Regions from separate parts of the Homo sapiens genome. Here all the other regions are linked to region 1. The links are chromatin loops, found by intact Hi-C in ENCODE. Cell type or tissue: A673. All regions are shown on one strand.

The links. Hi-C counts contacts between places; a loop is a spot of excess contacts. Peaks named below come from ENCODE experiments on the same cell type or tissue, not always from the same donor. Only the 100,000 strongest peaks of a DNase experiment are listed, where the experiment ranks them.
Region 2: it touches region 1 in a loop (8-fold over the local background); 10 of 110 quality-filtered maps call a loop at or near these places.
Region 3: a loop joins it to region 1, with 18 times the contacts of the local background. A loop is called at or near these places in 5 of 110 quality-filtered maps.
Region 4: a loop joins it to region 1, with 3 times the contacts of the local background. A loop is called at or near these places in 5 of 110 quality-filtered maps.

The regions. Positions count from the first base shown.
Region 1 is chr14:41,596,819-41,604,818 of GRCh38, forward strand. No RefSeq gene overlaps it. Among named protein-coding and RNA genes, the nearest start is that of LRFN5, 6.1 kb to the right of the region's middle. RefSeq lists enhancers at 2,164-2,913, 2,914-3,663. In A673, a CTCF peak has its summit at 3,900; DNase peaks (open chromatin) are centred at 3,933 and 7,683; H3K4me3 peaks cover 3,299 bases; H3K27ac peaks cover 3,305 bases.
Region 2 is chr14:41,276,383-41,284,382 of GRCh38, forward strand. No RefSeq gene overlaps it. Among named protein-coding and RNA genes, the nearest start is that of LRFN5-DT, 310 kb to the right of the region's middle. In A673, CTCF peaks have their summits at 4,582 and 4,786; a DNase peak (open chromatin) is centred at 4,599.
Region 3 is chr14:39,984,708-39,992,707 of GRCh38, forward strand. No RefSeq gene overlaps it. Among named protein-coding and RNA genes, the nearest start is that of FBXO33, 560 kb to the left of the region's middle. In A673, a CTCF peak has its summit at 4,420 (motif pointing right); a DNase peak (open chromatin) is centred at 4,464.
Region 4 is chr14:40,414,517-40,422,516 of GRCh38, forward strand. All of the region lies in intron 1 of LOC105370465 (a long non-coding RNA gene), which reads left to right. Among named protein-coding and RNA genes, the nearest start is that of LINC02315, 540 kb to the right of the region's middle. In A673, a CTCF peak has its summit at 3,456 (motif pointing right); a DNase peak (open chromatin) is centred at 3,475.

The DNA.
Region 1 (8,000 bases):
CTAGTTCACTGCCTCACATAAGGGTCTATTTCAAAATTAGTAAATTTTTTATTTTTTACATTATGAGCATTTTCACATTTTAGAAAAAGTTGATTTAAAACTGCATCTCACCATTTACCAAATTGAAAAATAAAACCTTAGTGTATTATAAAGATCCATCATATGTGCCTGGGGGTATGTGCATGTTTTTCACATTACTACTTGTCTTTTTAATAAATCATTCATTTACCCTCATCTTATTAAAAGTATAAAATAAACTTCTCTGTGGAATGTAAGACAATGTTTTTGAAAATAGAGTGTTTAGTTTTGAAAAAAGCTTTTCTACATAACATACAGAGAATTGTTTATGTATTACTGAATAACTATTAACTTAGAGTTTACCTTTATTCTTTGCTTTCTCCGTTTTGTTCCGTTCTAGATACGTTGAACTTTTTAATGTGAAAGAAAACTGGAGAGTGAAAATATATCTTAGTGAATGAAGTCTATATCAGGAGGTACCTAATCCTAAAGCATACTGTTATGAAAATGAATGCATGAATAAATGTAATGCTAATATTTTTACACTTTTGGCTACATTATTTAGTATTAAAAAATAGTATTGAAAATATTCAACCAGAAAATGTAGCAAATCCTCAAATTTGTAAAATTATAAAAGGTAACGGTAATCAATGTTGGACGCACAAGTTTGAAAACAATATAGAAACTACTACAATGCCATATAATTTTTCACAATGATTTCTCATGCAATTTTTTATTTCCTAAATTCTGTTGATAATAAAACTATTATAAAATATATAATAAGTTCCCATAATCGGTGTCATGTTAATTTTTCAACAATATATTTTTTGGTTTTAAAATGTTCTAATGTTACTGATTGGACTCCGGTAAAGACTCCAAGATGGCGACCGGCAACCATCTTGGCTACCCTGACTCAGCATTCCCGGATTCGCCGGTTCCCGCCATCCCAGCGGCCATCTTGGCTACCCTGACTTGGCATTTTCGCCTGTTCCCGCCATTTATTCCCGCCATCCCGACAGCCACCTCGGATACCCTGACTCAGCATTTCCGGGTTCACCTGTCTTCTTCCCGCAGCCCCAGTGAACGCGCATGCCCACTAAAGCACGTCACTAAGGCAAGTCACTCACCCATATAAGCGCGCTGCACTTTTGGCACAGCGCGACTTCCCTGGCCCACTCCCTGCGGGCCAGTGAACCTCGCCCGAGAGCTCAATAAAGGAGATTTTTGTCCTCTTTGTCTCGCCTCTCGGCCCTACCTGTTCGCGGTACCCCTCCATTGCATTTCAGTTACAATATTACAAAACGTTAAAACATGCCAAACTAAACACAAAATAAAACAATAATTTATGTTTTTGCATATCCAAGCAGAAATTAAATATAGTTATAGCTTAAATTAATAATTTATTAAATTAATAGTTTAATGTTGACAATAGACAAATTTAAAGTGGAAAAATACTGCAAAACCATATAATGCAGTTTAAAAACTATTAAACTAATCACATTTTCTACGAATATAAATGTTCATGATTATTTTAACAAATGGATGGTAAATAATTTAAAATCTATATTTAATGTTTCTATATTTATTTTCATATTACCCTACTTTTATTTTCAACATATTTCTTAATATTTGTAACAATTAGTGTTAACATTTTTCCCTCTAATGAGTTTTAAATACCTCAATAATGTGTAAGTACCTCAGTAAGATTCTATGTGTGTGTATGTAAATAGGAGGTGGTTCCAGAGGTCTCAAAAAAGAACAAACTTGGGCTTGATGTATACAGATATATATATATTTAGAGAGAGAGAGAGAAACTAGTCTGAAAGCCAAAGACCAGTTGTATAAAATCCATGGAAACTTCTTTGATTACTTTATTATAAAACTAGCCCTTTTAAAGGGGAGCTAATTTAAGGTACAAAACTTCTAAAAAGCATTTTGAGAACAAATCGCGTCTGAGGAGAATAAGTTGGATATGAAAATTTTGCTTAAATTTCATGTTTGAATTAATATATAATTTGGTATATGTATTATATATAATAGATAATATATATTATATATATATTTAATATGAGGGAAAATAAAAACATCAGTAGAATATTTTAGGCATCTTCTCAAGGATTTTATCTCAGGAAGCTTTTATGAGCAGATTTTCTTGATTAAAAAGTAGTTTATTTTGAGAAACTGGGTTATCTGTACTATACTTTAATGTGAAATTAATCATTCATTACATGATTTGAGATAGACTGACAGGGAATAGAAATGTTATCTATGGAGTACCTACCTCTACTGGGTAGTTTATATACAGGCAGTCATTAAAGCCTGTCAACCCTAAATATAAATATTCTAATTTCTATTTGATATGCATTATAACCTGAGGATTCAGGTGAGTTAAATGATTTACACAAGTAACACAGTGAATCTCAGAACCATGATTCAAACCCAGGTTTGTTTTATTCCAAAACTTTGTTTAGTAATACCCTGGGCTGTATCTGGTACTGCAGTAAAAGACTTCATACAGATGTTTCACAAACTACCTCCCAAGGCAGTTAGAATGAATGTGGGAAAAATAAACCAAAAACTAAGTGCAACAGAGAAGCTATTATTGGAGTTAATAGGAGGTGGTTCCAGAGGTCTCACAAAAGAACACACTTGGGCTTTATAACAAATTGTAGTTGGTGAAATAAAAACAAGATCATAATTTAACAACTAATTTGTTGGTCTATTAACCTCTACTAGATGGTAAGCTCTATTGTGGGGGACAGAGGCCATGAAAATTATGGTTAGTCTTCTTTCTCTAGTGCCTGGTGCAGGGCACTGGCTATGACAAGGCTTTCATGCACGTCCCTGTGAAGAGACCACCAAACAGGCTTTGTGTGAGCAATAAAAGCTTTTAATCACCTGGGTGCAGGCGGGCTGAGTCCGAAAAGAGAGTCAGCGAAGGGAGATAGGGGTGGGGCCGTTTTATAAGATTTGGGTAGGTAAAGGAAAATTACAGTCAAAGGGGTTTGTTCTCTGGCAGGCAGGAGTGGGGGGGTCGCAAGGTGCTCAGTGGGGGTGCTTTTTGAGCCAGGATGAGCCAGGAAAAGGACTTTCACAAGGTAATGTCATCACTTAAGGCAAGGACCGGCCATTTTCACGTCTTTTGTGGTGGAATATCATCAGTTAAGGCAAGGACAGGCCATTTACACTTCTTTTGTGGTGGAATGTCATCAGTTAAGGTGGGGCAGGGCATATTCACTTTTTTGTGATTCTTCAGTTACTTTAGGCCATCTGGGCGTATCCGTGCAAGTCACAGGGGATGCGATGGCTTGGCTTGGGCTCAGAGGCCTGACAAAGGCATTCAAAGAATTTACATGGAATGAACAAAACTGCAAGCAGAGAAATAAAGGACACTGTGTGGAGAAAGAAGTTTGATGCTAACCAGTCACAGAAAGGATTCCCTTTCATTACAGAAGTCACAGCCACTAAGAGCTGAGATACAAATCCAAAAGAACTTTAACACCAAGCTAGCCAAAAGATTGCATTCAGTTACAGGACCAGGAATATACTATGGAAGCAAAAGATGAGTTAAAAAAGAACAGTAACTCAGTCTTCTCTCTAAACGGCTGTGATTTAAAGGGGAAAAGAAAAAGAACCAGTGAAGAGATTAAAAGGCAAATTACCTAATCATGTTTTAGAAATTTTTTAAAAAATGACTGTTCCAAAAGAAATTATCTGATTTCATGTAAATAAAACTTATCACACATCATTTATTTTAATAAAAAGGATCTTTAATAAAATAAATTAAAATTAATTCTTCCTTCTAAATCTATGGGGGCTTGTAAGAAAGTCCAACCATGTGGTTACAACCACATGAGAGTGTCTCATTACTGCCGACTTGTGGCCACCTGCCTGAAATTCAAGGACAGAGTTTCAAGATGAATAATTAAGAAGCTGAATCTGCCTCAAACTTGAAGACAGATTCAGTTTTCTAATTTGGCGCTGGAAGCCATTATCCATAGCAAAGCAATACAGGAACAGGAAACCAAATACCACATGTTCTCACTTATAAGTGGGAGTTAAATGATAAGAACACATGGACACAGAGGGAAACAACATACACTGGAGCCTTTGGGAGGGTGGAAGGTGGGAGGAGGGAGAGGATCAGGAAAAATAACTAATGGATACTGGGCTTAATGCTTGGGTTGTGAAATAATCTGTACAATGAACCCCCATGACACAAGTTTACCTGTGTAACAAACCTGCACATATACTCGTGAACGTAAAATAAAAGTTAAAAGCTGGGCGCGGTGGCGCACACCTGTAATCCCAGCACTTTGGGAGACCAAGGCGGGTGGATCACCTGAGTTCAGGAATTCGAGATCAGCCTGGCCAACATGGTGAAACCCAGTCTCTACTAAAAATATAAAAAGTTAGCTGGGCGTGGTCGTAGACGCCTGTAATCCCAGCTACTCGGGAGGCTGAGGCAGGAGAATCGCTTGACTCTGGGAGGTGGAGGTTGCAGTGAGCCGAGATCGTGCCACTGCACTCCAGCCTGGGTGACGGAGTGAAAGCTCCATCTCAAAAAATAATTAATAAATAAATAATAAAAGAAAAAATAGAAGTTAAAAAAATAAAACCTGTAAAACTAAAGCTAAGAAGCCAAATCTTTGTTATGTAATTGTACAGCAGATGCACTTGATAGCAATAACTCAAGCATACCCTGAGAAGGTCCCTATGGTGTAAGAAGAAGGTTTGTTTGGAGTTCTGACCTAAGAAATTCAGGAGTGGCCAACCTGGAGATTCACTCCTTAAGGATGGAGGACTTCTGAACCCCTCACCCATACCTTGGAACTCAGGCCATAAAGGGGACTGAGGACGTTTGTTTTGGGTAAAACGGAGGTTGCTAGCTAGAGATTCCTAAATGAAAATGCTACATATCCTGTATGCTTTTTATAAACAGTAGCAGTTTTCCTGTCCAGCCCACCACTCCTGGCCTGAACTATATATAATTCCTCAATAAATGCTGTGTCTGATTCATTGGCTCAGGGTCTCTCCTTCTGCCTCTCAGACACGATGTCAGATATCATCCCTATTGGAGTTAATAGGGGTCCGGCACGACAATAGTTCTTAATCAGGCTTTTAACATAAGTATGTTGAAGAAATGAATTCCATAGACATTCAAACAGCTTATTACTTCTACCTAATATGATTTGGTGCGCCTACCTGAACTCCTAAATCAAGTCATAACAACAATTACTCTGATGTTTTATTTTTAAGATAATTGCTTTACGACTAGATTCATTTTAGAGAACAGTTTCACTATCTAGTGGAAATCTTTTTGAAATGCCATCTATACACACACATAAATTAAAAAAATATTTCTTTCAAAGGCTAAAGCTAGGTGTGAATAATTGTTCAATAGCATTATCAAAGATACAAAAAAGGAAAATATAAAATATAGTACCATGCTTATTCAATTTGGTATTCAAGGCTAAGAATGATTGAGGTGCCCCTGCTTCCCATATGTATTAACACAATTTGCCAGAAAGTCTACTTTTTATAAATTAAGTTGGCTTCATATTCCTGATGTAGGCTGCTAGTCATTCATACTTTAGCTTAAATTAGTCTGATATAATTTATTTTTTATTAAAAGCTCAATTAGATTTATCTACTATGACTCAATGGAGTTTTGATGAGAAGTAGAAATTGTAATAGCTTAGAATTCTTCTTTGGGTCAGATAGCCCTCGAGAGCATGATGCATTTTGGGGCCCTTGGATAACTAAATGGGAGCACCAGACAAATATGGGGAGTTAACATCAAGGTATCAGCAAATAAGCAAGAAAAAAATATGAATGGAGATGAAAGATAAAATTTACTTCTAACTTTCAGTATTAAGAAATGTCCTTTCTCTACAGCAATGCTTATCTCTGAAGTAATTCCTTTCCTCTGAGCTCTCTCAAGTCTCTGCTGAGGACATAATCTCTGAAACACATTGTATTTGTGTTTCAAAAAATTAGGTTCAAAAACCATTTTTCTTAGTAAAATAAATGTCTACTTCTGTCCAGTAATTTATTGGGTTCCCAGGGCTAGTTCCAGTTTTCATCAAGTAGACCTTGATCTTTTAGTTCACTATTATGATCTATAAAGGTTAAAATCTACAACAGAGATACAGAAAGAAAGGAAAGGAAATGTGTTTTATATAAATCAAGTTTAAAAAATCAAGAAACAAGAAAAAATATTTCTGTAACTCAAAAGAAGATTAAATACTAAATACATTTGGTTCTTTTTGTTCCAATGAGAAATCTGTTTACCTATGTATGCCAGAAATATGCTGGGGTCTTCAACTCTGTATTGAAGTCAGTTGAAATATATATTTTGGTGAGATCTAGTTGCTAAAATACACTGTGTTCTAGGAGTTCAAGGTCAGTTGCAACATTGGAAACATGCTCCTAATATAAGCACATTTCGTTTTATATTTCAAAACTATGTAGATTAAAAAAATGTCAATGTTTGGATTTCATTTCTTCTGTTTAACTCAGATTTGTTTTGAATGATATCCCTTCATTTCAGAAACTTGTATTTCCTTGTTTCTTCATACCAATTTCCAGTCTTGAACTGTCAGATAACTTATATTACATTATATTAGTAAAAATAATCAAAGTAGAAATAACTCAATAGTGATTTCTCACCCAGGAAATTTGAAGGTAAGGTATTTCCAATTTACAATAAGCTTCTTCAGTTACATATAAAACAAATTTATGAATTAAAGTGATAACTTACCACATACTTTAATCCATGTAAATAAAATGCATAAGATGTGCAAACTAATTGTTAACGCCATTAAAAAAAACTAGATCATAACTTTTTTACTACCTTAAAGAGAAACTCAAATATTAAATAACAATATAAACAGAAACTCAGGTAATCTTTTGATATTCATCACTTTAACTGAAAAACATTCATATCTCCATTAATTACCTGAAATTAGCAAAATACTCTTTCTTTCCCCAAATCTTGGATTATTCTGGGAAGATAGGCAGACCAACACTTATCACCATTGGTCCTCAGAAAAATGAACTGGGAGAACAAGAAAATTGACATTATTTTAAAAGTGCTTTGACATAGGCAGTAAATCAGGGGACACATTAACGAAGTAAGGCAGATATACTATAGAGGTAAAGAGTTAAATCTAAATTATTTATGAAAAAAATTACTTCTTTTTAAATGTTAATGTTTAAAAGAACCCTATTCTAGAAGGAACTTGTTTGAACTTTTAAAAGTATGCCAACCTTAGAGTGGCTAATAACAATAGTTTTATGAGCAAACTAGAAATTGTTCTTGCAAACATACTAGTTTTTGACCTGCTAGGGAATAAAATTTAAAGAAAAAAAAAAAACTTTGCTAGCTCTGACATCCACTGGGAAATAATATGCTGGTCTCTCTCCCGAGGTCTTGCCGTTTTCTAGCAACAATCATGAAACAAAATAGAACCTTTCTTCTTCCTCTCTCTTTGCAAATTCTAATCAGCTTGTGTAGGAGGGAAAAGAGCAAATGCTGAACCGGGAGGGTGAAAGTTATCTGGTTTTAGCAGAGATTATTGAGATAAAATGAGGAAAGTAGAGGAAAGCACTTTCAAATATAATGCATGATACGCAGGAAGGCTACAGGAAACGGAAAGAAGTGTTTTCCTGGGCCTGGTAGGGCTTGAAACATGAAAGAACAATGAAAAGTTAAGCATTAAGCATTATTACTCCCAGCATTAAGGAAACGTGATTTCATCTTTCTCAAGCTGAAAACACACACACACACACACACACACACACACACACACAGTTTCTGAAACACACACACACACAAATTCCAGTATATATTTGAACTTTGTTTTGTCCCAACCCTTGACTTCTTACAGCTAGGTCAGTGTGTCCCCTCCCTACCTCAGTCTGGACACCATAAAAAAGAAAACAAGTTATTCAGCCCAGCGATGCAAGGTCTTCGGGTT
Region 2 (8,000 bases), 320 kb before region 1:
AGAACTTAAACAGATTGACAAGATAAAAACAAACAACCCCATTAAAAAGTGAGCAAAGGACATGAACAGACACTTCTCAAAAGGAGACTTGCATGCATCCGACAATCATGAAAAAAAAAAAGCTCAACATCACTTATCATTAGAGAAATGCAAATCAAAACTACAGTGAAATATCAAATATCATCTCACACCAGTCCAAATGAGTATTATTGAAAAGTCAAAAAATGACGTGCTGGTGAGGTTGTGGAGAAAAAGTAAAGCTTATATACTGTTGGTGGGAGTGTAAATTACTTCAACCATTGCGGAAGACAGTGTGGCAATTCCTCAGAGACCTAAAGACAGAAATACCATTTGACCCAGCAATCCCGTTACTGGGTATATACCCAAAGGAATATAAATATTTGTATTATAAAGACTTATGCATGCATATGTTCATTGTAGCAGTATTTACAATAACAAAGATATGGAATCAATGTAAATGGCCAATGTAAATGGTACACTGGATAAAGAAAATGGGGCACATATACAACATGAAATACTATGCAGCCATAAGAAAGAATGAGGTCATATACTTTGCAAGGACGTGGATGGAGGTGGAGACCATTATCCTTAGCAAACTAATGCAGAAACAGAAAACCAAATACTGCATGTTCTCACTTATAAGTGGGAGTTAAATGTTTAGAACACATGGCTATATAGAGGGCAACAACACACACTGGGACCTATTGGATTGTTGAGGGAGATGATCAGGAAAAATAACTAATGTGTACTAGGCTTAATACTTGGGTGATGAAGTAATCTGTACAACAAACCCACATGATACATGTTTAATTGTGTAACAAACCTGTACATCCTGCACATGTACTTAAAATGAAAGTTAAAAAAAGAAGAAAAAAAATCACTTGATGAATTTTCTATCTTACCACTAAGCCACTAATATGCATGCCTAATTCAGATTCAATACATTTTATTATTAACCATAAAAAATAAAAATAGAAATAATCACTATGCTAAACTATGTGCCCAAATTTTTCCAGAAAGCAATTTATTTGTAATGACTATAAATATACATGTTCTATGCTCAAGGATGCCTTATTTTAAATAAAAAAGTACTTCTTTCTATGTTTTTCAGTTAAAAATAATCAGAAAGACCTATATGAGTTTGAATTATTCCAAATTTGGTTGGAATAAACAACTTGCAAAAGCTTCTGTAAATGTGTAGTCACAAGAGAGCCATCTGGCTCCATGTAATTATACCCATCTTTTATCCAATTCTGAATTTTAAATGTAAAAGCAGGCCCAGGAATATCATACAGATTTGTGATATACACTTGGGGATTGCTGATCCATAAACGAATTAACAGGTTTTATTCATATGGGTGTGTTCCATCTTCATTTATATTTCAAATCAGAAGAGAGTACAGATTCAGAGATTACTGAATGAATTGCTGCTAGTACGAATTTATTTCTGCTGAAGTATTTCAGAGTGACATAAAATAGAAATTAAGACACACATGGGTGTAAGACAAAAAGTAGAATCTGCCTCACTTTTTTTTTTCATGTAAGTACTTTGAATCAAGTTGATAGATGCCTCATGAATAGAAAATAAATTTGTGGCTATTTATTGTAAAAGATCACTGACTTCTGCAGGCCTGCTGCAAAGGATTGAATTTGTTACTGGCATATTATGACCAAATTTGCGTTAGTTTATATTTTTCCTAGATTATCTTTCTTCCTTTTTTAGAATAGTACTTTTCTGGAATAAAGCATTTTTTTTTAAAGTTATGTGATACATGGGCAGAATGTGCAGTTTTGTTGTACAGATATACACGTGCCATGGTGGTTTGCTGCACACATCAACCCATCACCTGCATTAGGTATTTCTCCTAATGCTATCCCTCTCCTAGTCCCCCACCCGCTGACAGGCCCCAGTGTGTGATGTTCCCCTCCCTGTGTCCATGTATTCTCATTGTTCAACTCCCACTTATGAGTAAAAACATGTGGTGTTTGGTTTTCTGTTCTTGTGACAGTTTGCTGAGAATGATCCATGCTTCATCCATGTCCCTGCAAAAGATATGATCTCATCCTTTTTTATGGCTGCATAGTATTCTATAATGTATATGTGCCACATTTTCTTTATCCAGCCTATCATTAATGGACGTTTGGATTGGTTCCAAGTCTTTGCTATTGTGAATAGTGCCGCAATAAACATACATGTGCATGTGCCTTTATAGTAGAATGATTTATAATCCTTTGGGTATATACCCAGTAATGGGATTGCTGGATCAAATGGTATTTCTAGTTCTAGATCCTTGAGGAATCGCCACACTGTCTTCCACAATGGTTGAACTAGTTTACACTCCTACCAACAGTGTAAAATCATTCCTATGTCTTCACGTCCTCTCCAGCATCTGTTGTTTCCTGACTTTTTAATGATCACTATTCTAACTGGCATCGGATGGTGTCTCATTGTGGTTTTGATTTGCACTTCTCTAACAAACAGTGATGATGAGCATTTTTTCATATGTTTGTTGGCTGCATAAATGTCTTCTTTTGAGAAGTGTGTATTCATATACTTTGCCCATTTTTTGATGGTGTTGTTTGTTTGTTGGTTTTCTTGTAAATGTGTTTAAGTTCTTTGTAGATTCTGGATATTAGCCCTTTGTCAGATAGATCGATTGCAAAAATTTTCTCCCATTCTGTAGTTTTCCTGTTCACTCTGATGATAGTTTCTTCTGCTGTGCAGTAGCTCTTTCGTTTAATTAGGTCCCATTTGTCATTTTGGCTTTTGTTGCCATTGCTTTTGGTGTTTTAGAAGTCTTTGCCCATGCGTATGTCCTGAATGGTATTGCTCAGGTTTTCTTCTAGGATTTTTATGGTTTTAGGTCTTACATTTAAGTCTTTAATCCATCTCGAGTTGATTTTTGTATAAGATGTAAGGAAGTGGTCCAGTTTCAGTTTTCTGCATATGGCTGGCCAGTTTTTCCAACACCATTTATTAAATAGGGAATCTTTTCCCCATGAATAGAAACTTTTAACAAAATTTTAACCCTAACACAATAGCATTACAACCATATACACTTTATTGTACAGATTACATATTCTATCTTTATATGGATGACATTGTCAATTGCTCTCTCTCCTGCCTCTACTTGTTACTTCAAATATTTTGTCCTCATAGGTTCTATTTTACAGTATGAATTCTAGTTTGATGCCTTATTCATGTGTTATTAATTGTATAGCCAGTTCATATTATAGTAATTATAGCAATTAATTGTATAGCCAGATCTGAGTGTTAAGGCACTCAGTGTATGAGTAACTTGACCAAATAAAAGTATTTCCAGGATTGTATTATCTTCATTTATTTTCTTAGTAGTTCCATAGTTAAAATTTATACTAATCCATTTACCATAGACATATCCTAAATGGATAATTTAAAATATATACAAAGCTATGTGAATGGATACATTCGTGTATGATATCACCTGTTTATATAAGTATATATTATATTAATAAATTAAAACTAACTTACACGTCCAATAATTCCTGAAGCTTTGAGTAGCAAAGACCCATTCAAATTACGATGACATTTTATATATATATATAGGCATTTAAAAGATTCTTGGTAAAAAGCACATGAAATATATGCATGGAATGTCCTAATTCTTCTGTATGTTTTAACAAATTCAGATGTGTGTTATTTTGTGTCCATGAACACATGTATACACACATATATATGCAGAACACAATATGTGGAAAATGGGAAACAAAGCAAAAGTATTTTCAAACAGCAAATTACAAAAAATGAAATACACAACTCAAATACTTTAAAATTTTAATATGAATTAACAATTAGCTTAAAAAGGTCAAAAAAATTTTTTCCCAAATAATTAATTTTGTTCTTTTTAAAAAGTGAAAGCAAGTTTAATAGAGAAGTAAGGAAACAAAAGAATGACTACCACATAGACAAAGCAGCCCAAATAATTTTCAACAATAAAACATTGCTCTTCAAAGCAGTAGTGGAATTTTATTATTATGCCAAAATAGTATGGAGTGAGAGGCATGCATAGATGAAGACAGAAAGAGAAGAAGGAAGGTGAGGAAAAATGGGGGAGAGAGAAAAGTAGAAGTAGAAACAGAGTGGCAGAGAAATAAAAAATCATTACTAGGAAAAAAGAAAATACGTGATCTATTTTCCCTCCCAGAAAACACATTATGAGAAAAGCAGTTGAGCGTATTGATGTGGGTTCTTACCTAGCAACTTTATGGAGCCTAATACATACTTTTTATTTCTTTGCAAAACTTTTCTTTATAATTGACATGTAAAATTTACTTGTTTATGGGGTACAGTGTGATGTTCCAATGCATGTATACATTATTGTATAATGATCAAATTAGGGTAGTTAGCATGTCCATCACCACAAACCTTTATCATTTGCTTGTGGTGGTAACTTTCAAGATCCTCTTCTCTAGCCATCTTGAAACATACAATACATTGTTATTAGCTATAGTCACCCTACTATGTAATAGTATATAAAGTGTGTAATAGAATACCAGAACTTGGAGTCTGTATTATCCTAAGGAAACTGTAGGAGGCAGCAAAGTCCTTTTTGTAGCTGGGACGCATAAGAAAATTCATTAGAGAGTCCATTGAGTGGTACTTCTGAGATTTCCCAATGCAGAACATCCCATTTGTTTCCAGCTTCAGTCCATTCAAAATAAGAAAGGAAGATTACTAACCTTTATGCTGAGAGTCATTCTGCAGAACCCATCCAGTTTCTTCATGGGCCTGGCTGATGAATTTTAAGGACATAGAAGACGAATCTCAATCTCTACGTCCTTTAGCTTATTCATGGTGACAGTAATCTCTGCCATCCACCCACAGGAAGAAATATTAGTTTTAGCTTACTATTTTGGCTAAGGGAGGAGGCAAGCAGTGTCAGAGGTGGTGGCTATCATGGAATAATCAACTTTAGTGACCAAAAATACTAACATTATGGTCAGAGGTCTGACCAGATGCAATCGGAGGAAACATAGATGCCCCTATGGATGGAGTGCCAACAGGCAGTCTCCAGATGGGAAGAATGTACATCAAATTGTAAGAAGATCACATAGCATAGGAGATACTGGTTTGGCCATCATAGAAGACATGTACAGTCTGCTACAGTAAATTTAAAAACAAAAAACAAAAAACTGAAGAGACCAGGCAAGCACTCTGTAGAGATTTTGCTTTATTTTTTCTAAGAGTAGTAAATACCATTCACATTTTTAAGACAAAATTTGGAAGAAAGAGGCCAAATTTGAGGAGTCAAGAGAATTCAGCATTATCATTTCAAAGGGTGCTACAAGAGATTGTCATGGTGAGGGTTGATGGTAGCTTTGGTCTAGGGGAATAATGGTAGAAATGAAACCCATTGGATTAGACATATATTTAGGAAATAAAACAAAATTTACAAACAGGTTGGATACAGTAGGTACAGGGGACTTAGATATTGTTGATAACCCCTAAGTTTCTGGCAGTACAGAAAAATGAGTGGTGCTGTTGTTTAGATGAGGAGTATGTTTAGATGAGAATTCCTAAGTTTTATTTGCAGATTTATAAGTATGAGGTGTCTTGTAACACTCCACCAGAGGACTAGGTATATTATATTAGTAGAAAGGATAAGACTAGAGATTTAAATAGTTTAAGCAGCTGGGAGTATTTGAAACTTTGGTAAGATTATATCTCTTAGGGAGAGATTACAAAATGAAAAGAGGAGGTCTTCTAGGGTAGAACCTTGACTTTTTTATATTATGTAGTTATCTGTAGATTACTACAAATCTACAAAGAGGCTGATAATGAGAGTGTAAACAGGCAGAAAGGGTTTGTTTATTTTTCCACAGAAGCCTCCTGACTCATATTAATGTTAATATTATATTAACTATAATGTAACTACTTAAATGAACCAATACAATTTAGGAAACTTTCTCTGTAATACAAGTATTTTGCAATAGGTAAATGTATGCTCGTAGGTAGTATATTAGGAAGGTAATCTTAAAAATATGTTTTAATTCAAAAGTATGAACTATGAAGTTTGGACTGTTTTTTCACAAATTTAACTATGATGATAACTTTTCTGAAAGGCACTGAGATTTTTTGTTTATTGGGACAAAATTATGTTCTTGTTTAATATTATAATAAGACATTATTAAAGGTGTAGGTTTGCTCAATTGCCTAAATTTTATTTTAGACTTTTGCCTGACTGTACGTCATTGTTTCATCAACTACAATTACTGAGATCTCTTTATAACCAGGCAATCAACATCAAATGAAGAGTAAATGCAATTTTTAAATTACTATGACTAGTTCTACAGCCTCATGGATAGTTTAAATGCATATTTTAAATTACTCCTTAATGAAATATGAATTATTATTATTAATTTAAAGCTAGGCTAGATGAATAAATGTTTAAAAGATAGAGACATGTAAAGGAGAAATATATACTTGAGAGATGAGAGAGAAACACACATACACACACTGGGGGCAAAGGAAGAGAAACAGAGAAAATACTAGAAATGGATTCACATTTTTGTTAATTTAGTGCCGAGATATTTTGTGTGATTATCAATAGGAAAATGAAATAGTTGAGATCTTAAATTATTGTCAGCATATTTTGGAGCTTGTAAGAATGGATAATGCTTATTAATTCTAATATGTTTGTGAATGGTGTTATGGAAAGGAAACAAAACTGGGAGTCAGTAGGCTTATTTTCTGCTCCTGATTGAGTTATTGACTGTATTTATTGCCAGTAATTGTTTTATGAATATCAGATCCATAGAACAACCACCTAAAAAGAGCTTACCAATCATTTCAGGATTTAAATTTTGTCTAACTTACTTTTTTCCATCATTATCTTATATTCTAAGCTAGAGTTATTGTGAAATTTTGATTGCTTGAACATTTGTAACGTATTGCAAGATTTTATGCTTTCCTGATAAACACTGTGCTTTATGAGAGTAAGGAGTTTCTTTATGCTGATTAACATTCTTTAGCCAGAACCTAACAAACTTATCACATAAATGGCACTGCACAGTTATAAAAGATTTGATGAGTATTTATGACTTTTTACATTCTCACATCTGGAACTTTCAAAAATCCTGCGATGATTTTCTTGTACCATCTTCCTTTCCTCTGGCCACTTCCCTCCCTTTTTCATCTGCTAAATTAATGTGTATTCTTTTTTCACAATTAGTTTTTATTTATGTATAATAATATATTTCTGGAACTTTAACATTAACATGTTCAACTTTGTTGTGATGTTGCCAAGTTGTTCACACCTTACTACTTTAATTTTTCCTTATATATAAATTTCCAATTCTTTCTCTCTCGAATTATTATTTGGAGTGACTCTTCTCCCTACGCTTTTGTCAAAAATCTGGCTCCCGAATGATTAGTAACATAACTTACTGATAAGATCAAGCCGAATGAACATTATCTCACAAAACTTTGGCAGTGTCTCAGAAAATAAAAGGTAAAGTCAGATGTATTAAAAATTGTAAATTTGATTACTAGAAGGCCTTTCAATAAAAGGTCTTGATTAGATTGGAGGAAGCAGCAATGTGAGGCTTTTGCGGCAGATACAAGTGTGTAAGATTCAGTGTCTTTTTTTATTCTCTGAGCCTTGGCTTTGTGTATTTTGTAATTTTCAGGATTTAGGGTTGCAAGAGTTGAGTATCAGATAAAACTAGTTTAGAGAAAATAATATTTTTTACTATTATAACTAAAACTCCAGGGCCAGAGATGGTTTAAAGTACAACTGATTCCATCTTTCCATAATACTGCCCAGATCGAACCTCTTTGTTATTATTTTTCTCACCGCTTTCTTCTGTGTTGCCTGCTATTCTGGACAGATCTCTTAGTATTAATAACTATGGCAGATCCAGCTTAGTATTCTTTCTGTTTCTGGCACAAAGAAAAAGTGAACGTTCCTTTCATTTTGAGGTCAAAACCATCTAAAAAG
Region 3 (8,000 bases), 1.6 Mb before region 1:
GAAACTGATTAGGAGACATTCTGTGAGAAAAACAGTGCTGTTCTGGACTACAGTGGTGGCCATGGAGATGGGGAGCAATAAACAAGATATGATTTTGAAATAGAATTAACAGGAATTACAGATAGACTGATTTGGGAGGTAAGGGAGAGGGAAGAGTAAAGGTTTTTTTTCCTCAGGTTCTTAGCTTACCATTCATTGAGAGAGAAGTAGATGAGAAACATATTTTGAAGTAAAATCAAGAAGTCAATATCAGACTTCTTTTAATAATATTCTCATCTGCAAAGTAATAATATTCTCATCTGTAAGTCTGGCCTCTTGTGAGACATCCAAGTGAATATACCAAATAAGATATTAGATTACAAAGACTAGAACTTGAAGGACAGGTCTAAGCTAGAGATGTAAATTAGGGAGATGGTATCATATGGACCATATGTAAGCCATGGGAAAGGTGAGACCAGCAGATTGGGTGTGTAGAGGGAGAGAATAAGATTTGTGCAAGATCTTGAGGAACTCTGCCATGTAGATATTGGGGATGGGCAGAGGAGCTAGTAAGGAAGATTGAAGAGCAGTGGCCAAAGTGGCAGGAGGAAAAACCGTCTGGCTTTCCCAAAGCTGAGGATGTGGTGTTTCTCAAGGAAAGGAACTGCTAATTCTGTCAAATGTCACTTAAAACAGAATGAGGTCAGAAAGGCGGGTCCATTAATTTGGCAACAAGGAAGCCATGTGTGACCTTAAGAGGAATAATTCCATGTTGTGTAAGGGTCGGAGGCCAGAATGGATTGGGCTGAGGAGTTAACATGAGAAGATGAAATTGAAACACCTGTAGACAACGCTTTGGAAAATGCTAGGAACTTATCCTAATTTCTTCACTCAAGGTAATGACATTCTCATCTGGGGCAATAGGCACAGGTAAGGGATGTTGGTTTAAAGATACTGTTATTTAAGGACCTGTACAAATTGGTTCCAAACTCTAAGTAGTTTCTCTATTCCAGACGTATCTTTTCATGCACTCTCCTAGGATAGGCTGAATGGAGGCATTTAATTTCCTCAGATAGGCTGATTACTAAGCTTCCCAGGGCTGGTTAATAAATAGTACCCCATAAAACCAATATTCTTAAAGTATTTGCTCAATACTATTGGTGGTGGAGTCTGCAACAACAAACATTCTTTTTGTTTATTTCAATTTTCACTCTAGCCAGATATTTTTTTCTTTAGCGGGAATAGGACAAATCTATATGTTATTGAATGACCTGAGTTTCTAGCATCACAGTGATGATTTATTGTGTTATAATTTAGTGTCTTTTGTAGACTGACCCCAGGACAGTTTACTAGCTGGCCTGTCATTTTAGTACAGCTTTCTTTACCTAGTTTCTTCGCTCAAGGTAATAATATTCTCATCTGTAAATTCTCATCTTTCGTGCTCCCTCAAGCCCTTTCCATTTAATTTCTTCCAGGTCTGAGTTTTCTTATCTGACCCAGAATATGTTAATGTCCTTTCCTTTGGACTTGTGATTAACTTTTTGTTTATAACATCTATTTAGCAATTCATTATGTTTGATGTCTGCTTGCAGTTAAATTGTTAATGTGTATCTACCTAAATAAATAAGTACTCATATATACAGTACCTAATAGTGTTTTTGATTGGCTCCTGAGAAATTTGTAGGCTGGTTTACATTTTGGCACTCTCTGTGATGCCTATTTACACATATATATTTCCTCAGGAAGTAAACATAGTATGTACATCAGACATTAAACAGGAAAGGACATTTTATTTCATGCCTTCTTTCCCATTGCCCAATTATACATTAAAAAAATTCAAACTCAATTTACCTATTTTCCTCTCATATCCAAAATGTATTCCAATGATCTCTTAGTAAAAACAAATAACAAAAGTTTAATCTCTTTTTGGAAGTCTGGATTCATGCAGACCTGCTTTAGAACTCCTGTCATTTGCAAGCTTTGCAATTGTTACTTAATCTCTCTGATTTCTGTTTCCTTCTGTCAAGTGGAAACAAAAATTGATTTCTTTGTTATGTTTTAATGAGATAATTGTGAAAAGCACCTAAATAAGTGTGATCATCATGAATTATTAATTACCATAAAATAATAATAAAACTAAGCCAAAAATTATAGTTGCCCAAGTTAAAATTAGGCCCCTCCGGTCTCTCCAGGAACAACTATGTGACTTTGATATAATCTGGGTGATTTATATCAAAGGATCTATTTGACCTATTTTTCAACTTGGTTAGGAATTTTCTCTCATTTACAAACACAGTGCTTTTCACTACGTGTAGAAATTCAATGTTTCTGAATTTCAACTGATCACTTAGCCACCAAATGTGTATAGGTAATCCTGATTTCAGCATCCCTCCCTCCTGCTCTACCCATTTCAAAGATTCTCAATAGGATAGTCAGCAAAAAACCTTGTTTCTATCATGTCCAATTCTAAGTCAGTTCTGTGCTTTGCCTTTCCCTGCTGTACTTTGATCTGACCTAGGCAAAAAAATATGGATTTGTGCTGGATACTTCTCAGAATTCCATTCCTCTCATTTTGCTGTTACCACATTTGGGTCTTAAAGAAATGAATGTGGGAAAGCCTCAGTTCTGTTTTATCATTGCTAATTCTAATTGACTGTTTTCCAAGTCTATATGGCTATTACAGGTTTTACTGAGGGAGTTGATCTAGTAGAGATTACTGTGTAGGAGACACGAAAATAAATATTTAATGAAATGTTGAAATATCATGGTACTCGTGAGCCATGGAAAGAGAATAAAAGGGTTAAATTTATTTCAGATTTCGTGGATGTACCTCAGATTCTTCTGCTTTCAGGACCGTCTCTTCTGCTTTGTTTTTCAAAACTCTGCATGGAGGTCTCCATGCCCCTGTAGCAAATCCCACCCCCTCACATGACTGTCTTGCCATAGGATGCGTTCCTTGCTCCTATGATGGGACATGGACATCTCCCAACAGACTGTGAGGCTGGGCTTTAGCCCTCTAAATCTAGTCCCTTGGAGGATGCTATTTAGTGAGGTATCCATATCCTTCTCCGTTCTTTTTTTGGTGTCCAGTGGATTACTTACACATACACAAATGGCAAAACCAAAATCCATGTTTCAAATACAAACATTTTCTTTACTGTGGTTGTAATCCTGCAGAACTACCCTTTGACAAATAGGGGAAAATGTTTATGTCATTATGCTGAGCACATTTAAAGTTTCTTTGTCTTTCCGACTGTGTTTAGACTTCTCCTCAGTCTTTAAAGTGCATAAAAATCAAGAGTCGTTGCAGCATTGAACACTACAGAACTCCTGGAAGGACAGCATCTCTTGATGATAAAACCTCCACAGTAACTTTGAGTACTTAGGGATTTTTTTCTTTAGTTATATGTCAGGTCACATCTTGGGTTACTGTTAATGAAAGAAGACTATACGAAGAATTATTAATTTTCACCCAAGCAATCTGCAAGAACTGGGAAGGATATTTTAAAGGGAAATAACTTAAAATTTTACCAAATATAGCTTGTAAAGATATTAAGGAAAATGATTAGGACTCATATGAATATGTCCCAATAAGCAAGAAAAAAGTTATTGTGATACAATGCCAGTTATCGCAGGAAATTCAAGAATTCTGTTCTAGATACATAAAGAAAAAAATACATTAATTTCACAGTTAATATATAAAAACCATCATCAACATTTTGGTGACCATTTGGGGCTACCAACCTATTTATAATTTTTCTATTTACTTATCTGAACAAAATTTTGATCAAGTATACACATTGTTTTATAATATAATTATTTAATCCACATATATAACAAATCATGATTTTTATATATTATTACACATTTTTGAGGACTTGATCTTTAATGACTAGTATTCCATAATAAGTATGTGCTATGTTTTAGTCCATCTAATCAATCATCTATTTTTACACAATTAGAAAATTTTCAAAGACAGTTTTACTCCATAAAAGTACATGTTCTCTTTACTTCTAGGAAAAATAGTTGACTTGTCATCCTTTGGGTCACTTCTTGTGAAATAAAAGTATTGTGATCTAAGAGTTTTAAATAATTTTTTTGTTAGTAACAAGGCTCCCAGATGATTAAAAAATCTAAGTTCATAGCTAAATTCATAGATCTATAACAAACATTTGAAAGCAAACTATAGTTCTTAGGAAAATTTATTATTAAGAAAACAACTTTAACTCATGGCAAGTTGTTTCTACTAGTAATTTACCCCTTTGATATACTGAAGGACTTAATATAATCATGAATGATTTTAAGAAAATTGTCATGTATATATGTAGAGAGTGAGGCACCTTTAAATATAAATAGAGTGAGAAAAATGTTGCTTTGATTTCAGGAATAGTAGAACTTCACCTTTAATGTTTCTGTGTGATCCATTTCCTCTTAAGTACCATTTTGGCATTTCCAGCAGATGGCATTGTTACACTAAGAAACCAAACACCACAGCTCAGGCATTCTTTAAGTAAATGTAGATTTTAGAAAGGAAGGGAAGAGGGAAAGGAAATATTTATCGAAATCTATTCATTGCTGGTTCTTTTATATGTATGGTTATATTTAATGCTCACAGTGGCTCTCGTAGGTAGGTGTTAAGAATAAGTAAACTGAGGCTGAAAGAATTTAAGAAACTTAATATTCACGAAGCAAATCAGTGACAGACCCAGGATTGTAATCTAGATCTGGCTGATTCAAAGAGCCTATGTAGCTGCTGTGTTTAAATTAATGGCACTACAGTGAAAATATTTGTTTATAGAAACAATTTCAAATGAATGAACTATGACAGTTTGACTGTACTTCCAAGTGGGTAAACAGAGTTATCATAATTAGATTCAGAAATTTCATTCATTGGTGCATAGCCAAATATTAACTACTGAATTACTGTACATGCATTCTGCAATTCTACTCTTATATATAACACCAAGAAAAATAAAAACATGCCAGTATAAAACCCTGTACACTGATGTTCATAGCAGCATTATTCATAATACTTCAAAGTATAAACTCAAATATCCATCAACTGATGAAAACTAGAATGTAACATATCAATACAGTGGAATATTATTCAGCAATATGAAGAAATAAAATACTGACATTCTGTAGCTTGGATAAACCTTGAAAACATGATGTGAAAGAAGCCAGTAAGAAAACATGTATAATTCCATTGATATTGTAATGCTAAGAAAAGGCAACTCTGTACATCCAGAAAGAAGATCAGTGAATGCCTAGGCTTAGCAAGTAGGAGAAGGGAATGAGAGTAACTATTAGTGGGCGCAGAATTTCTTTTTAGGGTAATGAAGATATTTTAAAGTTAGATTTCATTAATGATTTATAATTCTGTAAATATACTAAAACCCATGGAAGTGTACACTTTAAAAGGGTGAATTTTATGGTATATGGATTATATCTCAATAAAACTGCTTATAAAAATGTATAAAACAAATGCAGTTTTTCTTTTCAAACTGAGATAAAGTGGCCTTACCCTTTGGAGTACATATGAAGAATATATATCTACCTATATTAAGTACCTTCTTTGGGCCAACAACTTTGGTAACACCATCTCATTTAAGACATTATCCTTGTCATTTTATAGATAGGGAAATGTTATGTTAGAGATTACCTAACATAGAATCTCACATCTAGCAAGTGCTAGATCCCAGGTCTCTGTTTTGCGAAGCTTATATGCCTTCCATCCTTCACTTTGTGGTTCAGTGAAAACATGCTTTATTAGAACCAAGTGCTAACTTGTTATACTTCGTGTCTGTTTTTGTGCTAGAAAGGGTAATATGGAGTTACTAACTATCCCAATTGTAGCTTTGATTATTGGCAAAAACAAGTTGAGAAAAATGTTAATTTTCTCTTCTCACAGCACTTCATTAATTGGTGATTTCAAAGCTGGCCAATCTGTGACATTCTTATTTGGTACATTAAATGGAGTTTGGTACTGTGTGGACAAATGCTTCTTATCTGTAAGCTAAAATTTGAATCCAGAATAAGGAAGATGATTATTTGGTGGTGGGGGGTGGATTTTCATTGGTATAAGGATAGGAGATTTTTCTTAAATTTGAGTCAATAATGTAGGTCTTCACTTCCACAATCTTAGTTTTCAAGTATATATGTTAGTTTTGGAGTTAGTGTTGTTATGTTAAAGTTGACTTGTCTTTGAGAAAATTATATATTTATTTGTGTGGAGTTTATTAATCTTTTACAATAATAAAAGCATAGGCTATGGAATTAAGAGGCAAACTATCTTAATACATTGATGATTTTTTTTTTTGTATAGAACATTTTAGGAAAAAAGTACTTATTCTTCCTGGGTCTCATTTTCCAGAAGGAAGCACTGCATTAGCGAGTCCTGAAGATCCTTTCCAGCTCTTTGATTATATGACATTCTGACTAGCACAAAGAGGCACACCTGCAATCCTACTGAGAGTTCCATGGATCATTAATGATTATTCATGGTGAAGGAAGCAGAGGTAATGTAGACTCTGAAAGCTGATACTTCTCATTGTAGAAGTACACTCTTGTGTTACAGTGTTTTTGTACATGAGAAATTCCACCTGCCAGCCCTTGAAGGTCTCTGAGCACAAGGGATTAACTCAGTGCCCTTTAAGTTAAAATACGTCCTGCAAACCCAGCACAGTGTACCTGCAGTGAGGGGACTGTTATGGATGCTCATTTTTATGTCTTTTAGAGCTTATGCTATGCATATCCTGCTTAAGCTTTGTCTCTCTTTTTCCTTAAGTTTTGAAATGCTTTTTATTGTGTAGAAAAGTTAAAATTCTTTAAAACATTAATTAAAAGTAAAAATGATCAAGAGTAAAATGTGACATATATATTTTTCTATTTAAAATACACAATGCATATTTTTTTAAATTCTATGAGCTAGGAGAGTCTAATGTAAGAAGACTCACTGCCAGCATATTCCAGTCTACTTCAGTGCTCTGACTTCAGCCACCTCCCAATAACTAGTTTAGATAACTTTTTGAGCATTTGTACTATGCTGTTTAATATAAGAACGAGCAGTGGTGAATACGTAATTTTCTTTCAACTTTTATTTTACATTCTGGGGTACATGTGCAGGATGTGCAGATTTGTTACACAGGTAAACGTGTGCTATGGTGATTTATTGCACAGATTGTCCCATCACCCAGGTATTAAGCCCAGCATCCATTTTATTCTTCCCTATAGTCTCCCTGCCACCCCACAGGTGGCCAGTGTGTGTTGTTTCCCCCTACGTGTCCATGTGTTCTCATCAATCAGCTCCCACTTATAAGTGAGAACATGTGGTGTTGGTTGTCTGTTCCTGCATTTATTTGCTGAGGATAGCAGCTTCCAGCTCCATCCATGTCCCTGCAAAGGACATAATCTCATTCCTTTTTATGGCCGCATAGTATTTCATGGTGTATATGTACCACATTTTCTTTATCCATTCTATCATTGATGGGCATTTAGGTTGATTCCATGACTTTGCTATTGTAAATAGTACTGCAATAAACATACATGTGCATGCATCTTTTTAAAAGAACGATTTATATTCCTTTGGATATATACTCAGCAATAGGATTGCTCGGTCAAATGGTATTTCTGTCTCCAGGTCTTTGAGGAATTACCACACTGTCTTCCACAACAGTTGAACTAATTTACATTCTCACCAACAGTGTAAAAGCATTCCTTTTTCTCTACGTTCTCACCAGCATCTGTTTCTTGACTTTCTAATAATTGACATTCTGACTGGCATGAGATGGTATCTCATTGTAGTTTCGATTTGCATTTCTCTAATGATCGGTGATGTTGAGCTTTATAAAATATGTTTATTGGCTGCATGTATGTTGTCTTTTGAGAAGTGTCTGTCCATGTCCTTTGCCTACTTTTTAATGGGGTTGTTTGTTTTTTTCTTGTAAGTTTGTTTAAGTTCCATATGGATTCTGCATATTAGACCTTCGTCAGATGGATAGATTGAAAAAATTTTCTCCTAT
Region 4 (8,000 bases), 1.2 Mb before region 1:
ATGTTTGGAGTTCAGAATGGTCATAGGAATTTTAAAAGCTCTCCAGGGAATTCTGATGTGCAGCCAAGGTTGAGCCTAGATTCAGAACTTCTCCTGTATTTGGCTATATTAATGCTGATTGCAGCATCTCCATGCTGTCTTGTTTTCTAAATGGATAGATTCCAAGGTAAACAAACTGTGAAACAGTAATATGTATTTGAGTTTGGACAATGGGGCACACCGTATTGTTATAGCAAATGCAGTCATTGCAACACCACTGTAGCAGTGGTGGACATGTAGGTACCTATGTCTGCTCCAAACCAAAAAACACCTCTAGAAATTTAGAGATATTCCTTTATATATATACTGTGACCCAGTGTTATAAACAGAATTGTGTCCCTTCCATATTTATGTCTTGAAGTGCTAGCCCTTCAATGTGACTATATTTGGAGACAGAGCCTAAATATGTAAGTAAGGTTAAATGAGGTAATTAAGATGAAGTTAAGGTTAAATAAAGGTGGGTCCCTAATGCATTTGGGCTGGTGTCTTTATAAGAAGAGGAAGAAGGATCAGGAATGTGCATGCACAGAGAAAAGGCCATGTGAGAACACAGCAAGAAGACTGCCTTATGCAAGCCAAGGAGTAAGACCCTACAGATACCAAGACTGCTGGCACCTTGATCTTGAACTTCTAAGAAAATCAATTTCTGTTGTTTATGCCACCCAGTCTGTGATAGTCTGTTATTGCAAACTGATAGAACTAATACACCCAGAAATTTCACTTCTCAGGGTATAATCAATAGATATGATGTACATATTCAAGAAGTGTTCAAAAATATTCATGGTAGCTGTAGTCTTGTAGACCCTACTGGACACATCCCAAATGTCTAACCTTAAGTGTACAATTCAATGGGTTTGATACACAGACACAAAATCCATACTTTTTCACAATATAGATCATTTGCACCACACCTGAAAGTTCCTAAATGCACCTTCCTACTTAATGCTTTACACGCAGACTACGTCAATTAAAATTTTTTCACAATAGATTGGTTTTGCTTGTTTTAGATCATAATATAAATAAAGTCATAAAAGCATGGAGACTAGGACTACATACTTTTTATTGCCTGAAATAAGGCTTTTAGTATCTCAATAATGCTTTTACTAAAAAAATTCAATATTTTGACAAAACAGTCTATAAATATTTAGATCCATAAATGTAACTGCACAGAAATAAAATTTATACTTTTTTCTATAGTTACTTGTTTTCATACTTTGGGGCACATCTCCTTACCTTGATAGTGTAGGTATTTATCACGTGTTATCCTATGAATCTCAGTCACAACTCCACTATTCACTTTGAATTAAAATAATGCATCATTCTAACTTTAATCAGTGATTTACAGCAGGAAATATAAAGCATTTGTAGTTGATGATTTATTCCATTTAATAATATTCACTCTGCGCAGGTATGGTTGATGCTTCCTGTGTTTCTAAGTGTTCATTTGGGACAAATTTGGATGTCCATACTATCTAAACTCAGTGCATTTAAAGGTATATCTGGAAGGCATTAAGAAGTCAGTGGATTTGCTATAAAAGAATGCAGTCCTTACAAAATCAGAAGAAAAGTGGTGCACTCTTAAAGTACCCTTTTTCCCAGCACTGTTACTTTTTACAAGGCGTACTTCTAGTGCTTTAAAGTACTTACCTTTAAGTTTTGACCAGTATTCAGTTAAATAAGTAGTCATAACAATAAATAGTACATAAAAATACAAATTTAGGATGCCAGCTACTCTCTCACTATATTCTAAAATCCATGATCTATTATTTTTGCATTATTTTTAACTGAAGAAAAATAATAATTCTTACATGGTTTAATTATCATAGCCATACAAATAAATATTTTTACAGTAAATATTTGGTTTCTGTGTATACTCTGGAAATACAAATTTATACTTTTCCCTGGGTCTTGGAAATAATTTGCAAGTCTAGATATGTATTTAACACATAATAACTATCACTATGTTTATATACAAATGTTACAGGGTGTTAACTCAACTTTACAATCAGTGATGAGACATTCTTGATGATCTTGTAATTATTCAGATTATTGTCCAGCAAATATTTACTTCCTGTGCTCCCACTTAGGCAAAATGCACCTCCTCACCCCATTGATATGATAGACGATGTGACTTTCTTTGGCCTGTGGAATGTTGGCAAGTATGATTAAGTAGAAGCTCTGAATGTGTTTGTAATATATTCACATGGCTCTTGTGCTCCAGTCATCCTCCATGAGAAGAGAATGACATCAGTGGCTGTTACCTTTTAGTCTCTGTCTCAGAAAAAACACACGTGGAGCAGACTTAAACTCAGCCCACAGCTTGAATTCAAGTCCAAACAAACTGCATCTTGATGCAGAGCTGTGTGGTTAATCCCAGCCTTGATAAGCTGAACTGTGGTCAACCTGCAGATTCATGAATGTCAGTTTTCCAGGGTAGTGGTTGTGCAGCATTTATAATAACACCATCTTATACCTAGTTAATAATCGGTTATCAAGTGGCAGATACAGAGGCAAACTAGGACGTGATCCTTTCCTCTCAAATGCTTAGAATCTACTTGGTTGAAAAGCTAAGTGAAAATTACAGAAAACTCTGAGGAGGAAAACAAGAATTAGTTGGATCAGGATAGAGATAGCGGGTGTCCTTGGAAAACTATATAGGTGGGCTATTCTAGTTATGTATGCTAGGTAAGTAAACACCCTAAAACTCAATGGGCCAAACTACAATTTGTTGTTGTTATTTATGAGGGTTAAACTAGCCTACCTGAACAGTTCTCCACCGGGTATCTTATGGGAGTAACTGGATGTCAGCCGGAGCTATCATTTGAAGGCTTCGCCTAGCTGGATATCCAAAAAGTCTATTACATAATACTTGATGCTGACTGTTATGGGACTTCAGGTGGGCTCTCTGCTGCAGCACCTACACATTGTCTCTTTATGTGGCTTGGGCATCTCACAGCATGGTGGCTGAGTTCGGAGAGGGAGTGTCTCAAGGGCAAACATTTCAAGAGACCCAGGCTTTTTATGACCTAATCCCAGAAGTCTCAAAATGTCACTATTACCATGTTCTTGTCATCAAACAAATTACTAAAATCAGCCCAGATTGAAAGAGAGGGAACTTAGGCTGCAGTTGTTCATGTGAGAAGCAGCAAGTACCAACAGAACTAAAGAAATTGAAAGTGGCCATTTTCTAAATTTATTTACTACAGCGGCTTTATTTGATTAAATTTGGATAAACAGCTTTGTCTAGAGAGTGCCCATATTATTTTTCATCCATACTAGGACATGTTCGAGAGTAGAATAGACAATAAATATGAATACGTATCCTTAGCAAAACTGGGGTGTATTTTAGTGTGTTGATAACTCAGCTACTGCGTATTCTTATTCGTGCTTTATTCTGCCTGTGATGCTTAGGCTCTGCCATTAGGGGGCACTTGAGGGATGCCCAAAGGCAGGTGGAGTGAGAACAGACTTGCCCCTTTCTATTCCCATTGTTTTAGCAGTCTCATTAGAGGCAGTTGGTTCCAGTTTTCAGGTTTGGTTTTTCTATATTTCCGCAACCAGCTTCAATGCACTCTCTGGGATACACTAATATCAACATGTGGCACTTCTTTTTCAGAAATATGAGGCTGAGCTCTGAGAGGTCCCTTCTATAAGCTTCTAGGTTCTAATAATCCCAACGTCTTCCTTTTGTTCTCTGGACCCAAGAGGTATGACCTGCTCTTGTTAGTCCTACAATAGAATTCAACCAATTTCTTACATTAAATTCTCTGTCAGAAAAAAGGATGTAGTTCTGTTCTTCTATTTTCCTAATCTAATTGAAACCATTATCTGATATATTGGTTTTATTTTCCTAGCTTGAATAGGTCATATCAATCTAAAAGTTTTACTAAATAATCAGAACGACATTGGTCTCATGCTGAGCACTAGAGATGTTTTTAAAAAGCAAGAACCAATTTCTAGGGACATTAATATACTTCTTAGAGTGAAGTTGGAATCACTGACATTAATTAAATGGCAAAGCTTGGATTCAAATAAGTTTTATTACTGTTGTAGTATAACTCATTTACTTATTAATAAATATTGAAAGATTTTCCCTAATAACTCTATCAACTTATTTTACGACGTGTATATGCCTGTGGCTTCTTTAATATAGAACAAACTGATTTTCAGTATAAAGCAATCACGTGTTGCTTAATACGTCTGTAAAGGTGGCACTATGCTATTGTATATATCAAATTATTTCTACTTTTCTGTTATTGTATTAACATACAGGAAAGGGTGTTAACATAAAATATATGTATGTGCAACCTATAAGAGATTTGAAATGCATCAGTACAAATCCTGGGAGTAGCAAACAAATACAAAGTTTGCAAATGAATTTTGGGAATGTATATTCCACATAAAAGCTTATTTATAGCTAGTTTCAGCTATTCAACTCACACATGTGATCTAAGCAATGGATGTATTCTTCTGTAAAGCTAATTATTTGTGTTTAAAGAACCATGGAAAATATAGGTGAAAATTCTAATGTTACAATTTTTTAAAAAATTAATAGTCAAATTTAGTAGGTATTCATTGAAAAACACCACTAGAAATGCAGCACCTTTTTCATTCTCTAAAATTTTTAGTAGCACACCTGCTTTACCTAGTGCAAATTCCATGAATTTTAATGGTAGAAATTTTTCCCTCTGAGATTGCATCCTGATAGCTTTTGGGTTTTGTTTTCTCTCTTCTTTTTCAACACAACTAGAAAACATTCTAAGCCAGGTGACTATATGATTCCCTTTGTCAGAGAGGACACTTAGAGTTTGTGCCATTTTTTTCCCTCCCCTTTGATGGAGCCAGAATAGCACTGCAAATACACAACAAAAGTGTTTTGATGCCTCTTTTACAAAAAGTACTATGCATCTTTCATATGAGATCTGCTTATTTAAAAGCATTTTAAATTGATATTGTCAGGGGTCCTACTGTTAAAGTCTACCAGTTAATTATGCTATGGCAGCAGGACCTACCTACATTTTATAACAGATTCATTGACAGGAGGCACAGCAACATAATTTAGAAAAATAGAATCTAATGATTCTGTCTTTTTCAGTCAGCAGGAGGGGGGCTCCATGCAGACGCACAAACCTGTGTCTGCAAAGGTGCAAGTGATTTGTCACTCAACAGTTATAACTCTTTGGGAATATGGGCAGAGATTTGAGGGATTTAAATAATATAGAGGGATAGAAAAAGGTATTATTGACAAACAAAAGAAGACATATGTTTGAAAGGAGAGAAAAATAAAATGTTTCAGAAAGATAGGACTGCATTTGGGAATTGTTGCTAAAAATAATGTGTCTAATTTGAGTATTCTAGTCCTTTTGTTTTTATGGAGATGAATCATTTTGATTTGGACCTTTTTAATGTGGGTTGATTATAAATAAATGCTATGGTTTGAATGTTTCCCCAGAAGGCATGTGTTGAAAACACGTGTTGGTAATCTCCAATGCAACAGTGTTGGAAATCTCCAATGCAACAGTGTTGGAAGGCGGGGCCTAAGAGGAGGTGTTTAGGTCATGAGGGCTACACCCTCAAGAAGAATAAGAGTTTGATATCGCAAGTTCGAGTTTGACCTCTTGCTTGCTCTCACCCTCTCTTGTCCTTCTGCATTCTATCACCTGCCATGGGATGATGCAGCAAGCAGGCCCTTGCAAGATATGAGCCCACTGACCTTAGATGTCTCACCTTCCAAAACTATAAAACACAAATCTCCATTCTTTATAAATTTCTCAGTCTGGTATTCTCTTATAGGCAGCATAAAATGGACCAAAGCAATGAGAGCACATAGGTTGAGATTAAAAATACATATATATTATTTATTATAACTTCAGTAAAATAACATTTAGAAGTGTATTTTCTGATTGATATTTACCATCTATGTTTTACATGATTGATGGGAATCCAGGGACCAGAATACATTTATCATTAAACCCTATTTAAAAATCTGTCTTTATTCTTCAGTAATTCAGAAGGCTTTCGCAAACTTGCGGGTTGGCAAGGTTTTCTAGAATGATTCCTCAGTCAAAGTAGAGGTGAGAAGGACTGCTGATGAAAGTGCAGACTTAGGGTACCAATTTTTCTCTGTCCTTTCATGGAGCCAGAATAGTACTGCAGACACCCAACAAACATGTTTTGATGGCTCTTTCACAGAAAAGTGCTATGCATCTTCATATGAGATTTGCAGCATCATTCCTCTGAGATTTGTAGCATCACCACACAAGAGATACTCGGGATTCGTCTCTGGAAGCCTCTCACCCAAGAAATAGCCCCACCTATGTACTCAAACACCACTAATTGTGGTGATTCTGCAGACAATGGGTTTCCTGGTGGCCATCAGCATTCAGTTTGGCTCACTTTTTTTGTCTGCATCTTATCCATGATTATAATCACAGATTCAAATCTTAAAACTTAAAAAGGATTGAACTCAAGTGTAGCAAACAGGGGGCTACATTGAAACACTGTGAGTTCAGAGGATACCTCTTTGTAGAGCAAGGACTTTACAACAGTCAAAATTTGTTAGTTTTCATGGGTATTTTGTTTGGAATTCCTGTTCAAATAGCTTCAATAGAAGGAACAGCTTTTCTAATTTTTTTCTCAATAACTGGTCGGGCCTCGGGCCATTTAAATTAAACACTTCAATAATACTAAAAAATCCTTTTACTTAGAGAGTTCCACTCAAATAAAGCAACAGGTTTAGCTTAAATTTCTGTTCTTCACTGTGATACTTAGCTTATGGTACTTCAGAAAATACATAACCACATGTGTCCTTCTCCATCTGCTCCTGTCCACCACCCACAAAACATTTTTGCCCCATGTGTTAGTCTTTATTCTTAGCCTGTTGCTTTCCATCATAATCTATTTTCTTAAACTGTACTAGACAGGGATTCTATTGCTCCCTTCTTTGGTCATACTTTTGTATTATTATCAAGACCATGTAGAAATGGCAGTGCTGCAACATGAATTTTTAACTTTGGGGATTTTTCTTACCGTGGTACTACTTTCAAGGGGAGGGCTGTTTGATTTTGTTAGATAATTATTGAATTCCATTTTGTCTGGGAGTTTTCTTATGAATAAATGATGTTGAAAGAACATAAATGAGTTTGACCTGCAATGTTAAAGGAATGTTTAGTAAATATATTACCCCACATACGCTGTAAAAAAATCTCAACATGTCCTTTCAATAATTTGGGTGTTTCACAATGAAAATAAAAAAATTTAGGTTTCAAAAAAATCTGCAGTCTTTGGCCTTTATTATGTCTCTTCTTATTCAAAAAGAAAATATATTTTTTATAATTATGTGAAAGCATTTTTAAATGATTGTGGGAAAATTTACATATGGGACATCTATCCATCTATCTGTATGCTAATAAAAAATGGGCAAATCTGAGGATAACAAAATACATCAAAATAAGGCTTAATGCTATGAGTAAATAAAACATAACAAATGGAATTAAAATCCCCATAGCATACAATTGAGTCTCATTGCTTCAGAGAAAATTCCAACCCTTTGCAAGTATCTACCAGAAATTTTCATGTCGTGCTGAAGTTAATATTCAGGGAATGGTGTCTATATCCTTCTATCTTCAGCCTTATCACCTGCTTTCTGTTCCACTTAACTTTAAGAAAGTGTCTCCAGTAATATAAAGTTTGATATGCTTCTTCTAGAACACAATCAATTTCATTATTCTACATCCTCTGACACATATGAAAATATAATGGAAAGCAAACATAAAGAGAGAAAGACTCCCAGAATTTTAACCAAAATTCCTCAAGTGTAGTTTTGTCTTTGTTTAGGATAAGACTAATGGTATTTAAATGTACATGTCCTTTGGGTATATACCCAGTAATGGGATGGCTGGGTCAAATGGTATTTCTAGTTCTAGATCCCTGAGGAATCTCCACACTGACTTCCACAATGG